2 separate regions of the Mus musculus genome follow, and region 2 is linked to region 1. A link is a loop called in an ENCODE intact Hi-C map of the cell type or tissue named here. Cell type or tissue: gastrocnemius. All regions are shown on one strand.

Region 1 (8,000 bases):
AGGTTCAGAGGTTCAGTCAATTATCATCAAGGTGGGAGCATGGCAGCATCCAGGCTGTCATGGCGAGGGAAAGAGCTTAGAGTTTTACGTCTTCATCCAAAGGCTGCTAGTGGAAGACTGACTTCCAGGCAACTGGGGCGAGAGTCTTAAGCCCACACCCACAGTGACACACCTACTCCAACCATGCCACACCTCCAAATGGTGCCACCCCCTGGTCCAAGAATATACAAATCATCACAGAGGGTAACTTGACTAAAACTCCTAGAACCAAAACTAATAATTCCCACTAGGAAAATCCCATTATTAACGATGTCTAGTCTATTGGATCACATTGTTCCTATTGATGTCAATAGTGTTAAGGTAACCCACTCTCTATCACTGGAGCTAAAGGCTCTGGAACTTGAGGACAAGGTCAGACATTGTCTTCCATGGAGTAACTATTGAGTAGCACTATTTGAGGGTTGTTGGTGAAGCCCTACTATTCTGGGTAGACTCTTTTTACCCAAATTGTACAAAAACAATCAATGTCTGTCATGACAGCAACATCCCTGGTGGACTCACCAAAACTGGCCAAATCCCATTATTAGATCCAAAAGATCTCAGGGTGTATATACAAGACTAAAGTGCACGTTTTAAAAACAGTTCATGGGCTGGTGAGATGGCTCAGTGGGTAAGAGCACCCGACTGTTCTTCCAAAGGTCCAGAGTTCAAATCCCAGCAACCACATGGTGGCTCACAACCATCCCTAACGAGATCTGACTCCCTCTTCTGGTGTGTCTGAAGACAGCTACAGTGTACTTACATATAATAAATAAAAAAAAAAAAAAAAAAAAAAAACAGTTCATAAGGCCAGGAAGATGACGAAGTGAGAACCGGCATTTGACCCCAAGCCTGATAACCTGAGGTCCAACCCCAGGACCTCAGGGTGGAAGGAGAGACCAACTCTACAAACAGTCCTCTGGCATCTAGTCACCTGCCATAGCATGCATGTGCTAGCATAAATACACCAATAAAATGTTTACAAGGAGCCATAGTAAAAGGCAGAGGTAGCTATAACAAACAAAGGGACTGGACAGAGAGAGCTATAAAGGACTACACTCTAAAGCTAGGGTAGTTGGGGGCAAATGCTTTTAATCCTAGCATGGGGAGGCAGAAGCAGGAAGACCTCTGTGAGCCTGAGGTCAGCTAGTCTACATATGGAGTTCCAGGACAGCCAGGGCTACATAGTGAGACCCTTATGGGTCTACCCTTGAGGTCTCTAGGTGACAAGGATAGCCCTGAGCAATGAATCCTCCACCACATCTGGAGATCAAACCCAGAGCTTCATGCACACTAGCAAAGCAGTCTACCAACTGACCCCCACTCAAGTCTGTCTGTGTGTCTGTCTCCCTCTCCCTCCCCCCAGCCCCTCTCTCAGCTGCTTTTCTGCCTGCTCAGCCCCATCTCTGTCAGACTGTAAAGATAGCCAGCCCTTCCTGGCACTGTTGCCAGATGTATGTAAGTAGAAATTCTAACATCCCTTCCCTGGCTAGCATTTGTGCGTTCCCCACAGTGAGACCCTTCACATCACAGACCAGTGTGTTAGAAAACCAGTGTGAATATTTATGAACAAATAAATAAAAGATAAACATGGCATAAATTATGTGAAGATATATGTTTGTAATGTCATTAGCTATCAGCCACCTGGTAAGTATAATTTTAGCACACAAAACAAACAACAACAAAACAAATAAAGAAATGCCCCCAGGGCTGGTGAGACAGCTCAGCAGGTACTTGCCGCTAAGTTACAGACCCAGGGCTGACCCCAGAAAGAGCTCCTGCAAGTTGTTCTCTGATTTCCATACTCACTGTGGTATGTGTGCACTGCTCCCTCCCAGTGAATAAATAATTGTTAAAAACACAAATAAAATAGAAAACAACACATGCCTACATATGATGGAGCAGCTAATTTTATCAAAAATAAAAACAAACTTTTAGAAATAAGGACAACCCTGGAATTCTTAACCTGGTTAGTAAAGAGAATAAAAATCCATCAAGGACTATCCGGGGTGTATTTGGGGATCATGTTATAGCTACATGCACACACACACACACACACACACACACACACACACACACACACATGCACACACACACACACACACAGAGACAGAGAGAGAGACAGAGATGGAGAGACAGAGAGATAGATAGGCACACACACATACACACACACACACACACAGAAAGAAAGAAAGAGAGGGACACAGAGAGACATAGAGACAGACAGACACACACAGAGAGAAAGACAGACAGACAGAGAGACAGACAGACAGACACACACAGAGAAATAGGAGAGATAGACAGACAGACACAGAGGGAAAGACAGACAGACAGACAGACACATCTCTCTCTCTCTCTCTCACACACACAGAAAGAGACAGGAGAGATAGACAGACACACACAGAGACAAACAGAGACAGAGGCAGCAGAGAAAGAGAGAAGAGAGAGAGACACAGAGAGACATAGAAACAGACACATACAGAAAGAGAGAGATAGAGTCAGAGAGAAACAGACAGACAGACAGACAGACACACACACACTCAGGAAAAAGAGACACAAGGCAGAATCAACCCTGAACACCCGCTTTGCACCCGCTGGTCAGCCAGGTTTCCTGCCCATTGTCAGTCTTTGCTGACACCTACAGGCTACAACTTGTTAATGATTTTTAAATGGAAATTTAAACTCTCCTTTTGTGGATGTTTCTGGGCAGCCTCAGACTCAGTGGAATGAGAGATCATTTCTTGAATATTCCTAGAAAAGAAATCACACCATTGTCCAAGTCTCTGTAAGGTTGACCTACTGATTAGAACTCCCTGATTGTGGAGAGCTGTGGAGTTGAAGCTCTAAAGTCAGATTTATTTATCAGTCACTTTCTTTAGTATTCTTAAAGTCATTTGGAGTCCACCTCTGAAGCTGATGTGACATCCTGAACTAGAATCATTTCTGTTGATGGAAAAATACCCTGATCATCCCCCTCAAAAAATAGGAGGAAGGTTTTGACAATTCCAGGTGACGTCTATCATTGTGGGGAGGTAAGGTGGCAATCTGAAATAGCTGGTCACTTCACACCTTCAGTCAAGAGCAGAGAGAAAGGAATGTATGCGTGTTGCCTGCTTATGGTAAGCTCACCATCTCTGCTCTTACGAGCTTCAGGATGCCTGCCTAGGGAATGGTGCCACCCACAGTGGGCTGGGTCTTCCCATATCAATTAACTTCAGACAACCCCTCACAAACATGCCCACAGGCCAACCCAGTGTAAAATCCTTCATTGAGAGTCCCTTCCCAAGTTATTGTGAGTCATGTAAAGTTGATGGTTAAAGCTGTCAATCATAACCCTTTCAACTATGAGGGGAAAAATATTTTGAGTATATTAACTTAGCAAACTGCTGGTTTCCACTGATCCCCAAACTCAGAGTGCCATAAGATAGTACCTGAAATCTACAGCAGAGAAAGACTTCTTGTTTTGCTGTAACCCACTTGCCCTGACATCCCTACTAATGTATTTGGCGGGTGGCTTGATTTATGACTTCCTATCAAAACGCTTATTTAACTGTCTTCCTGCCACAGGGCAAACTGAGCCGTTGTCCCTGGACTGTGGCCATCTACTTATATTAGGTTCAGAAAAACAAAATCTCTTATTCCTTTGATCTGAGAGGGAATGTTTTTTGTTAATAAAATAGAAGCTGAAAAACCCAAGGAATTCTGTGGCCACAGTGAAAATTTGGTAAATTAGGACTTTAGTGATACAGGGATGTCAGCACACAGGCAAAGCTATCCTTTAAGTAAATGCTGGAGACTGGGTGTGTCAGGCTGAGTAGGTGACTGCAGGCGTTTATCTGGGAGACAGCTCACACTTAATGCTCTGCTGGCACTAGATTCCATCCGCTTGCTATAGAGGCAAAGATTCTAACGGTGGCTAACTTCCACTCTCTGTGGAGATTAGAAAACGGTGGCTGGTTTTCTTTGGAATCTCCTTTAGCTGTTGCTGTTTTCAACTTCATACCTTGGATTCAGGATAATAAAATAACCAAGCTCTCCACACTTCCAAACCTGTGGATTTTCTCACTGGGTAGCCACTACACATTTGTCCACTAGGTGGCGCCAAAGACATGTGCTCTCACGACTCAGCCTGACACAATTAGGTACTTCTTAGTCCTTATTAAAAGAGCGATCCTAATATCAAATTTAAAGTGTTGGGGGGGGGGGAGACCCGGAAAAGAGAAGACAAGCAAAACAAGAGTTCAAATCTTGCTTGGTGTACAGGTTAGTTTTGTGTTAACTTTGACACAGGGAATAGGACCCTCAATTGAGAAAATGTATCCATCAAATTGACCGGTGGACAAATTTGTGGGCCATTTTCTTGATTAATGGTTGATGTGGAAGGGCACAGCCCACTGTGGGCGGTGCCACCCCTGAGAAGGTGGGCGTGGGTTTCTGAAAAGACAAAGCGAGTGAATCGTGGGTAGGTAGGAAGCAGCGTTCCGCTCACGCCTTACTTCAGTTCCTGCCTTGACTTTTCTCAAAGATAAACCGGAAACAGGATATGGAAACCATATAAGCCCTTTCCTCCCCAGCTTGCTTTTGATTATGGTGTTTATTACAGCAACAGAAATTAAATGAGGATATTTAACGCTAAGGTAACGTTTCTCTGGGTAGAATGTTACCAGTATTTTAGCGACTGCATATGCTTTCATTGAGGGCAAAGAATGTTTGTAGGAAATAGAACAACGGAAAGGAAATTACACATCTAAGCTGACATTGCCTCCTATCAGACTGTAGCAGGGGACTTAAAAATCTACCGGAGGGGCTGGAGAGATGGCTGCTTTTGCAGAGCACCCAGGTTTGGTCCCCAGCCCCTCACAACTGTTTGTAACTCCAGTTCCTGGAATCTGAACTCTCTCTGGCCTCCATGAGCAACACACACACACACACACACACACACACACACACAGAGAGAGAGAGAGAGAGAGAGAGAGAGAGAGAGAGAGTGAGAGAGAGAGAGAGAGAGAAATACCCACCCCATGCTGCATATACACACAGGCAAAACACTCATGCATGTCAAATTAAAATGTCTTAAAAAACTCATCTGAATATTTTCTTTCTTAGATTCCCCCCCCCCCCCCAAGACAGGGTTTCTCTGTGTAGCCCTGGCTGTCTTGAAATTCATTTTGTAGACCAGGCAGGCTTTGACCTCAGAGATCAATCTGCCTCTGCCTCCAGAGTGCTGGGATTAAAGGTATATGCTACCATGCCTGACACCTAGGCTGATTTTGAACTTAAAATTTCCCTGTTTACTCTCCCAAATGCTAAGATTGCAGGTGTGTGCCACCCTGTCTCATTTCATCTGAGTCTTAAGACAAGCCAGATAGAAGAAATGGTGAATGCACGTCTTAATTACTTTGCAATTGCCACGACAAAGCATCATGACCAAGGCAAACTTGTAGCAGAGTTTATTGGGGCTTACAGTTTCAGGGACGATAGCAGCAGGCAAAATGGCTTAGCACCATAGCAGTGGATGGGAGCTCACACCTGGTTCACAAGCAGGGGGCAGAGGTGGGGCAGGGAGAGCTAACTTGGAGTGGCCTGGGATTCTGAAACCTTGAAGTCCACCCCACCCAAAGCTAACACACCTCCTCCAAGGCCACACCTCTTAATCCTTCCCAAACACCTTCCCCAACTGGGGATAAGGCACTCAAAAATGTGCGCTTATGGGAGCTATAGTCACTCAGACCACCACAATGCATGAAGTTGAATTGAAACACTTTTTGAAAACATAATTTTTAGAGACTCAGTTTTGATTTTTACTTTTATGTGTGCTTCTGTGTATGTGCACCTGAGTGCAGTGCCCACAGAGGCCAGTAGAGGGCATCAGATATCCTGGAGCTGAAGTTACAGGTTGCTGTGTGTTTCAAGAAATATTAAAAAATGAACCCGCCAACTCTCAGTGGGGCCAGGCCATGCTCCTGCGCTCCTGTTGCCACCAACAACTCTCTAGAGCTAGCCCCTGTGCCAGGTGATCTCGCTCGCTCAGTCTCTCTGCCACCAACTCACCAGCCCTGCCACACGGCTCGCACTGGGCCATCTCTCAGATGGGCCCCCGAGTTCCTCTCACTTTCACACAATGCCCCACACAGCCCTGGTTAGCCATCTCAATACCTAATTACCTGGTAGAATCAAGACTCTTAATGCTTAATTAGTCAATCAGATTTATGTGTCATTAATAACACAATTTACAAAATGCCAATACAATAATTTCAGAGCTAAATGATAATGGTAAAGCTTTAACCCAATTATTCTAACCATTTGATAACATCATGTCAGCCTCCATTTTGGTTCTCCCTCTCCTCAGACCTCTCTCTCTCTGTCTCCTCAACTCCTCGCTCCACCTCCCGTCTTCTGTCCAATCACAAGCCTCCCACTGCCCTAATGTGATTGGACAGGGAAAATCCTGCAACAGCTGTGAGCTTCATTCATAACAAGGGTGTTGGGAGCCAAACTCCCGTCCTCTGTAAGAGTAGGATGCTCTCTTAGTTGTTGAGGGTTCTCTCCAGCCCCCTCTTGTCTTTCTTAATGTCAATTCTTCTCCCTCCCTCCCTCCCTCCTTCTCTTCTCTTTATTTTTCCTTCCCCTCTTTCTTCTTCTTCCATCTCTTCTTTATGCCCATCTCTGTTTATTTGAGACAGGGCTCTCTGTGTACCCAACCTGGGCTCCCACTGCTACTATTCCTGCCTCTGCCTCTGAGGGCGGGGCTTGCAAGTGTGCACCATCAGACCTGGCTATATTTGGCTTTTCTTCTCTTTTCTTTCTTTCCTTTTTTTTCTGACAAGGGTTCTACAAAGGCATTATTGGATTTACACACAGCTAACTGGATATTTCCGGTGTTGTTGTAAATGCAGGTTTAAGACTGTTTTTTCAACTTTGTCTTTCAATTTTCTGTTTTACAGCATACGAACACACAGTAGCAATCAAAGTACCATGTCTCACGGACCTTTGATGTCAGCAAGCCTGTCACAACCAAGACCATTTCTTTGTACATAGTTTTGGGTTTTCTATTTGAACAGTTTACAAATGCAAATATCTACTTCTTTGTTTGTCGGTTTGCTTTTTGTTTTTGAAGAAAGTGTGTATGTGTGTGTGTTGCTTTTCAACAGGAAATGTGGAGCAATGGATGGGAGACTCCTCTTGTTTAGGCAAAGAGTCCTACTCAGAACCACACAGAGACCCAAAAGATAGCCTCTACCCCCTTCCCCCAACCCCCACCCTAGTTGCTGCTCACCCTGTGGAGAGGAACTAGGCTTCTATGCAGAGTTACCTAAGTCACCTGCTTGGCCACTTCTGCCCCAGGAACTCCTCCTGTGACTTCTGCTTCCCCAAATCCAGTCGCTGCTTCTCTTCCCCATTGCCCTTTGCCAGGGGAATGAGTAACAGTGTGAATCCCCTGCCCTTATGCTGCTCTTTTGAGTTGAAGTGTCAGGTGCATGCATCTGGTTGACAGGACTCAGTTCCTGCATTTGTGCCCTGCCTTCAAAAAAGGTGGGGAGGCAGGAAGCAAGTTTTGTTTCACTTCATCTCTAAGAAAGTAGGGCTTATAAGGAAGGGAGACTGCACTACACCCTAACATCTCCGAATCTGACCATTCATGTAATAGACCAGTGTCCATACCTCAGACACCTCGAGGTGGTGGTTTGTGACTGGGAGCCCTGGTTTATGCTTCATGGCTCTGTCAGGCGATTGACCTCAGTCCACTGGCAGCTCACCGAACAGGATAGAGATGTTACTTTTGCATTTGCCACTGAAGTTTGGAATGGCTCATTAACAGGGAGAGCATACTGTGACACTTTTCAGGGCTGCTTTGCTCAGTGTCATTTCTCTGAGATCCATTCACGTGGTGTCATCCACCCGTTAACCCCCACCGCCGCCACAGTATTTAAGAAGCAACATTTTATTTGCCCATTTACTGT
Region 2 (8,000 bases), 69 kb before region 1:
CAGGGTTCTCTTGAGTCACAGAACTCATGGGTAGTCTCTATAGTAAGGGAATTCATTATGATGACTTATAGTCAATACAGTTCAATACCCAACAATTGGCATCTGTGAATGGGAAGTTCAAGGATCTAGTAGTTGCTCGGTCCCACCAGGATAGTAGATTCCTACAGATGTGCTGGCAAGTAAGTGCAAGCAGGCAAAGAAAAGTGAGTCTTCCTTCTTCTAAGGTCCTTAAGTAGGTCTCCAGCAGAAGATGTGGCTCCCAGATTAAAGGTGTGTACCACCATGCCTGGATCTGGGACTTGCTTTGTCCCAGGCTGACCTTGAACTCAGAGATCTGCTTGCCTCAGTCTCCTGGGACTAAAGGCATGTTTGACCTTGCCTGGGTCTAACCTTTTCATGGCCACTATGCCTCAAGATCTCCATGCCAAGATCCAGGTCAGAAACTTGTGTCTTCCAGCCTCAAGATCTGGAACATATAGGTGAGTCTTCTAATTCTTGGGTTTTGTTTTGTTTTGCTTGTTTGTTTGTTTTTCGAGACAGGGTTTCTCTGTGTAGCCCTGGCTGTCCTGGAACTCACTCTGTAAACCAGGCTGGCCTTGAACTCAGAAATCCACCTGCCTCTGCCTCCAAAGTGCTGGGATTAAAGGCGTGCATCACCACTGCCCGGCTGAGCCTTCCAATTCTGGATTGTAGTTCATTCCAGACATAGTCAAGTTGACAACCAGGAATAGCCATTACAGACGGTACAAAGGTCAAGGTTGGAAATAATTTCCCCGAGGACATCTAACAAATGCCTCGAGTCACTCAGCTTCCAGCTGAAAAGCCAAAAGTTGTCAGAGTTCTGAAACTCTGTGTGAGTCTGGGTAGAACTTTCCCTTCCTCCTATCTCACGTTCACACCTGCACTCCCTTCCCCACAGGGTGAGGAGCCTCCTCAAACTCTGACAACTTTAACCTTAGCTCTAGAAACTCCACGAAAATAGTCGCTGTGTAAGTCACAGCCTTCACTTGTATGTTTGACTTTGCATAAGTTATGCTGTGTGCCCAGATCCTGCCTGCCAGTCCCTCAAGCCCAGATTAAACGTCAGTACTGTGACACCTTCTGCCCCGCCCCATCCATTCTGACTCTCACTGTGGAACGCAACACGCCCTGGTGTCTGTCTTTTACACTACTTGCACCTTTGTAACAATGAAAGTCTGTGCTTGGTATCCCAACACTTGACACAGTGTGCTTAATTCTGCTTAACTTGTTCCCACCTCAGCCTGCTCCCTCTGGTCTGCACTGGTTTCTCCAAGCTGACATGTGATCAAGGGGTCACTTTTTCACAGGTCACTTTCTCACTGGAACAAAGCCACACTAGGTGACACTCTTCTTCCACCAAGCTGTCTTTGCTTCTGTTTTGAGACAAAGTCTCCCTAAGTTGCCCAGGCTGGCTTTCTACTCCTTGTAACCCAGGCTGGTCCTAAACTTGAAATCCTGCTTCAGCCTCCAGTAATTGGGGTTTCAGGCCCAGGTTGGTGAGTGCCTTTCATACGTAATGATTTTGCATCTTATTCATAAAGTCAAGAGTTTGGAAACATCTTTAAATCTTAAAGCTGGCTCAAACCACCCCAAGCTACTGTTAGCCCCTCACAGTTGGAACCTTTCTTTCTCATGGTTATTTAAAGGCTCCGTGTGTGCCTCAAAGTACACAAAGTTAATGAGGCCCCAGAGTACCCCCCCTTTTCTGGCCTTTGGCCAAAGTGCTTATTCCAGCAAGCTGAAGTTTATTCCAAGCAGGAGTGCTGTATCCAATCCCGCACGGTTCTTAGTTGCTGCTGTGTAGAGCCGCTCTTACAAGCAACACCTGTCAATAAAAAAAGCCTCTGGCCAATGATGGCCAAGGTGGGAAATAGGAGGTGGAATATTGGCAGGAAGAGAGACAGATTTCTGGGAGATAGAGGCACGAGAGATTCAAGGATAGACGCTGAGGAAGAAGTGTCCCGGACTGACGGAAAGGAGGCCAGAATACAGGAGACATTCGCCCAGGAACGCTGAGGAGATGGACAGACAGAAACCAGCATTGGATAAAGAGGAGATTTGCCCTGGGACTCGGAGGCGTGAAGCTGAGGAGAGGTAACTAACCATGTGGGAAACAGAATAGAAGAAAAGAGATAATAAGTTAGGAGCAAGTCAGAGAGCAAGCCGAAGTTTATGGCGTAGGCATTTATTAACAAATAATTAGCCTCAGAGTCCTCATTCTGGGAGCGGGGGCTGGGAGGAAACACTTGGATTTATTTTTCACATTGCCGTTTCCGGGATATGAGGCAGGAGGAGCCTTTGGTAAGAGGTGGTCCTGCAAAGGTGTAGCCGGCCTTGTCCCCTGTCTCCCCTGGGGCTCCTTGGGTGCAGGGGGTGGGGCAGCGGGTTCTTAAGACCTACAGACTGTAGTGCACTCTAGGCTAGGAGAATCCCCCTAGCTGCCTTGTGTTCCAGTACCCTTACCCATATTTGGGACAGCTGATGTAGTTAGTAGTTAGCAGGGGAAATTTGGGAGATTCAAAGCCAGAAGAGGAAGGGTCTCTGAGATGACATCACTGTTGCCTTGTGCCAGAAGCCTAAATCCAAGGAAAGATCAAGGAGAAGTGTTATTCTGCCTTACAGGCCCCCAGTCTCTTTCCTCACAACCACCATCACTTTATATAGGAGGAAAGGCCCATTCACATGACTTAGCTTTCAGACAGACAGCATGGCTGTCAAGCTCTGTGTGAGGGCTAGGTGCACCTATCCCCTGCACCCCTGCTACCCATAGCAAATGGAGTCACCATGACGGTAGGACACATAGCAGCAGTGCTGGCAAAGGCCCAGGATGTTTGTCCCTTCCTGAACGTGACTCCTGTTGGCAGGCTCAGCAGGAATGGATGGGAAGAAATGGGTGACATTGGAAACTGTCAGGTCCTGGAGTCACCAGGGAGATCTGAATGCACTTCCTTCATCCGTCTCATCTGTGATGTCCCCTTGTCAGACTTCTTAGAATAGCCACTAAGGCTGGCTCTGCCCCTCACATCCCTTCACCACATTTGGGACTCTGACTCGGGCAGTTTGGGATTTGGCTTCATCTTGTGGTTCAAGATCACTGTAGGTACTGACTGCCTTCAGTAGAGGTAATCCTGGTCTCAGAGACACCTCTTGGTATACCTGTTGCCTGAAAACTACCTGCCTACACCAGTCAGACCTAGTTTCCATCCTCCAACCCCCCTCTTTTTCAGACTTTTAGCATAGTCTGTTCCAGGTCCCCTCTTACACTCTGCCTGGAAACAGTCATCACAGCCTTCGTGTGTTCAGGATGTCATACCCACGAGGTGGTGTCTCATAGCCCCTCCTCAACCCCAGCCTCAGGCTCTTACCTTAGTCTTTCTGTCCCCGTTCCACCATGTCCCTTAGGCTTGGAGGGGGGGTAATATCAATGTCTCTCTTAGGGCTGAGCCATTAGCTGTCATTCGTTCCAGAACTTTGTCCAGTTAAGAGTATGTCCTGGCCATTGCCTACCATGAAAAGCATCTTCTCTGGCCACAGACGGGGCAGAACCAATCTGGCAACCTAAATGCAGTTTGAAAGCAGCTTTGCTCTAAGACCATTTAGCTGATGTTAGCAATAAATCCCCACCAGGGGGCGCTCGCGTGTGTAGCTCTAACTGTGAACTTGACACAGCATAGAATCAACCCACCAAGCCCGGGGACACAGGGCCATCCCAAGGCAGGTGGCCGCGCCTGTATATGAGAGCTGTGAGGCAGTAGGCAGCGTGCCTCTGTGGTTTCAGTTGGGAGCTCCAGTTTGAATTCCCGTTCTTACATCCCTCCATGACGGACAGTGGCCTTCAGGTACAAGCTGAAACAAAGTCTCTCCTCCCCAGGAGGCTTTTGATCACAACAGCAGGAAGAAAAGCAGAACAGGAACTGAGAGTGACGACAGTATCCGCCCTGTCTTGAGCGCTTCTCAGGGCTTCTTGGCCAGCAACACACAGGGAGAAAACCCACACTTGGCAATGGGATTTCGGCTTAGAGATCTATGGTTTCTGACGGGTGGCATTATTCATCTCTGCATGGTATAGCCAAGCCTTCAAAAATTAATTGTATCTTTTAGTTAGTTCATTAAGTGGTTGTATTATTATTATTATTATTATTAGTTTTGTTTTTCAGGACAGGGTTTCTCTGTGTAGCCCTGTTTGTCCTGGAACTCAATTTGTAGACCAGGCTGGCCTTGAACTCACAGAGATCTCCCTGCCTCTGCCTCCCGAGTGCTGGACTCACACCCCACCCATAAAGTCTTCTCATTTCCCTCATCCTCACTGCCATTCTCATCTCAACCTTTTTAGACCTATCACTCCCCCCTTTTCATATCACATGCAGTCCTCCTGCCCCTCTCCCCAGGAACACAGCCGGTGCCCACAGAGGACAGAGAACAGGTCAGATCCCCTGGGACTCCAATGACAGGTAGTTAGGAGTTGCCATATGGGTACTGGAAACTGAGTCCTAAGTTTATGGAAAAGCAGACAGTACTCTTAACTGCGGAACCATCTCTCCGGTCTCATAAATGTTTATTTTAATTGTATGTGCATATAAATACAAGTATAAACAAATATTAGAAAAGGCCAGAGGCATCAGACCCCTATGGAGCTAGAGTTATGAGCTGCTCTGTGTAGGTGCTGGGAATTACACTGGCAGCCATTGCAAGAGCAACGGATATTCGAGTACTATACCATGTCCTATTTATGAGTCCAAGATGAAGACTGGTTTGTTTTACTGAGACGGGGTCTCACTATGTATCTCTGGTTGGCCTGTAACTCTCCATCTAGACCATTCTAAGCTCTAATTCTGAGAAATTCCCCTGCTTCCACCTCCCATGTTCTGGTGTTAAAGGCGTGCAGGACCATTTCCAGATCAAATACAGTTCTTTAAAGTGTAGCACATCTTTACATCTTTATTGTTGGCATCCGTTGTAATGTTTCACTTTCACCTATGAGCCTACTAAACAGGGACTTTCCTTCCTTCTGTTTAATTTGGCTAACGGTTTGTCAACTTTGTTTATCTTTTTAAAGAACCAACTCTTGGTTGCTTTTTGTTTCGTTTTCATTCTCTTCATTTCTCTCCTGCGAATTTCCCTTCTACTGCCTTTGGATTAAGTTCACTCTTGTTTTCCTAATGTTTTAAGGTTCATGGTATCGCTTGGGACAGCTCTGCTTGGGACGGTTCTGCTTTTGTAGCGGGGGCAGAGTGGAAACCTTCCAATCAGGACAGCCTTCGTTTTTCTTTTTTCTATTCTAGTACTTTAATTTTTTTTCTTGATTTTTTTCAATGACCTACTCATCCAATCTCCAAGTTATTTTTTCTGTAGTTTTTCTTGTGGTTGATTCCTAGCTTCGTTCCAGAAAAGAATACAAATGGAAAACGGAGCAATTTACCTTTCTGTATGTGTGTAGACTTTCTTCTTTAGAGTAAGTCCTGTGGCCAGCTGAAAAGACTGAGTTCTGTGCTGTTTGGGTGGAGTGTTCTGTAGATGTCCTTCAACGCCTTTGCCTGGATGACCTGCCCCTTGTTGCCAGTGGGGTATTTATGTCACCCACTGTTTCACTTTTTATTTGGTAGTATTTGTTCTAGGAAACCGAGGGTACTGCTGGTTTTTCACACTTAGAGTTGGAATGCCAGCTTGAGGGATGGTTTCTAGCATCAGCATGGCGTGATCCTCCTCATTCCTTCTGATGGGTTTAGTCTGGAGCCTGTTTGGTCAGATATTGGAACAGGAACTCCGTTGCTTGTTGCTTGGGATTCCTATGCCCACCTTTCCTGCTTGATGCTCCAGTGTGATCCTTGTATGCAGCAAAAGGGAAGCTCCTGTGCTCTGAGCCGCTCTGCTGGTCTGTGTCTTTTGGATGGTGGACAGAGACCACTAAGATCCAGTTATTTAAAGGTGTGTGCTAATTGTCAATTTGCTGGGTTTTGTAGTGTGTGGTGTTTTCCCAATCCCCAATTATTGCTGTTAAGGTGTCTCATTTTTTAAAAAAAAATTTATTTTATTCTTTACATACATTACATCCTGTACTGGCTGGTTTTGTGTGTCAACTTGACACGGCTGGAGTTATCACAGAGAAAGGAGCTTCAGTTGAGGAAATGCCTCCATGAGATCCAACTGTAAGGCATTTTCTCAATTAGTGATCAAGGGGGAAAGGCCCCTTGTGGGTGGGACCATCTCTGGGCTGGTAGTCTTGGTTCTATAAGTGAGCAGGCTGAGCAAGCCAGGGGAAGCAAGGCAGTAAAGAACATCCCTCCATGGCCTCTGCATCAGCTCCTGCTTTCTGACCTGCTTGAGTTCCAGTCCTGACGTCCTTGGTGATGAACAGCAGTATGGAAGTGTAAGCCGAATAAACCCTTTCCTCCCCAACTTGCTTCTTGGTCATGATGTTTGTGCAGGAATAGAAACCCTGACTAAGACACATCCCAACCAAAGTTTCCCCTGCCTCCACTCTCCCACCAACCCCAAATCTATTAATCCCTGATACCAAACATGGCGTAACAAGTTACAATAAGACTAGGCACAAGCCCTCCTATCAGGGCTGAGCAAGGCAACTCGGTATGAGGAAAAGGATCCCTAAAAAGTCAGAGATGCCCTCACTCCTGATGTTATGGGTTGCAGAAGAGCGCCAAGCACACCACAAGAATACCACCTAACCAAAACATGTATGCAGAGGACCCAGCTCGGACCCTCATAGAGTTCATGAGTGTCGCTCCAGTCTCTGCAAGCCCCTATGAGCCCTGCTGAGTTGATTCTGTGGGCCGTGTTCTCATAGGGCATCTTCCTAATTTGCCCCGTAGCCTCGAAGATGCCCTTCTTTCCTGCCTACAGTACTCTATCATCCTCTGTAGAGCTGTCTGTGTGGTCATATGTCCTTTAGTCTGCTTCTGACAGGGAAGTTTCATTCCTCCCCCAGTTAAGATTTTGTTTGGTGTAGTTGTCTAGGCTAGCAGCTGCGGTCTCTCGGAACTTGAAACATCCTCCCGAGACGCTCTGGCTTTCAGTTTCCATTGGAAAAGAAATCAGCTGCTAGCTGACAGCGTGTGTATGGTCCTTCTCTCTTCCAGCTTTCAGTATTTGTTCTTTGATCTATTTAGTGGGTCGACCATCACTTGATTTTTCCCTTCTCCTTTATTTGGTTGGTTCTGTCATTCCCTTATGTCTGGATGGGGTGGGTGGGTGGGGCCTTTTCCCTCTAGAGTTGGGAATGTTTTTTTAGATTTTATTGAAGATGCCAGGCGTGGTGGCGCACACCTTTTAATCCCAGCACTTGGGAGGCAGAGGCAGGAGGATTTCTGAGTTCGAGGCCAGCCTGGTCTACAAAGTGAGTTCCAGGACAGCCAGGGCTATACAGAGAAACCCTGTCTCAAAAAAACAAAAAAACAAAACAAAAAAAAATTTTTTTTTTCTATTGAAGATATTTTCTATGCTTTTGGTATGGAATTCTCTTCCTCTATGTCCACAGTTCTTGGCCTGGTCCTTTTGTGGTGTCACAAAGATCTCAATTGTCCTACTTAAGAGGTTCTTAAAGATTACCATTTCCTTAGTGGAAAATCCCTGTCAAGTCTTCAAGAGGTGGTGTCCTGGCCTGCATGCGACCCCTCCCACTGAGCTTCTGCCCTGCTGAAGTGTCTATTTCACATCACTTTGGCCTTTTTCTGTTGAATTGATCTTATTTCCTGATCGATGATTCAGTTGTTTATGATCCCTTGGGATCCACTCCTCAGTTCATTTCTGAGCTGTAAATTCCCTGAATAGATTTATAACCATTTTAAATTCTTTCTAAAATTTTATCTAAGTAGATCTCATTAGGGACCATTACTGTGAATAGGTCATTTAGGGAGGGGCATACTGTGTTGACTTTTAGCTATTTTTTTATTCTCTTGCCTTTAATTTCCTCCATTATTAAATATGCACATCAAATCTTTTTTCTGCAACTAGCTTCTATTTTT

The links. Peaks named below come from ENCODE experiments on the same cell type or tissue, not always from the same donor. Only the 100,000 strongest peaks of a DNase experiment are listed, where the experiment ranks them.
Region 2: a loop joins it to region 1, with 7 times the contacts of the local background. A loop is called at or near these places in 21 of 42 quality-filtered maps.

Annotation. Positions count from the first base shown.
Region 1 is chr17:34,166,829-34,174,828 of GRCm38, forward strand. No RefSeq gene overlaps it. Among named protein-coding and RNA genes, the nearest start is that of Psmb9, 17 kb to the right of the region's middle. In gastrocnemius, CTCF peaks have their summits at 2,680 (motif pointing left), 4,121 (motif pointing right) and 5,910 (motif pointing right); DNase peaks (open chromatin) are centred at 2,634 and 4,131; H3K4me3 peaks cover 597 bases.
Region 2 is chr17:34,098,017-34,106,016 of GRCm38, forward strand. No RefSeq gene overlaps it. Among named protein-coding and RNA genes, the nearest start is that of BC051537, 6.7 kb to the left of the region's middle. In gastrocnemius, a CTCF peak has its summit at 3,647 (motif pointing right); a DNase peak (open chromatin) is centred at 3,658; H3K4me3 peaks cover 350 bases; H3K27ac peaks cover 396 bases.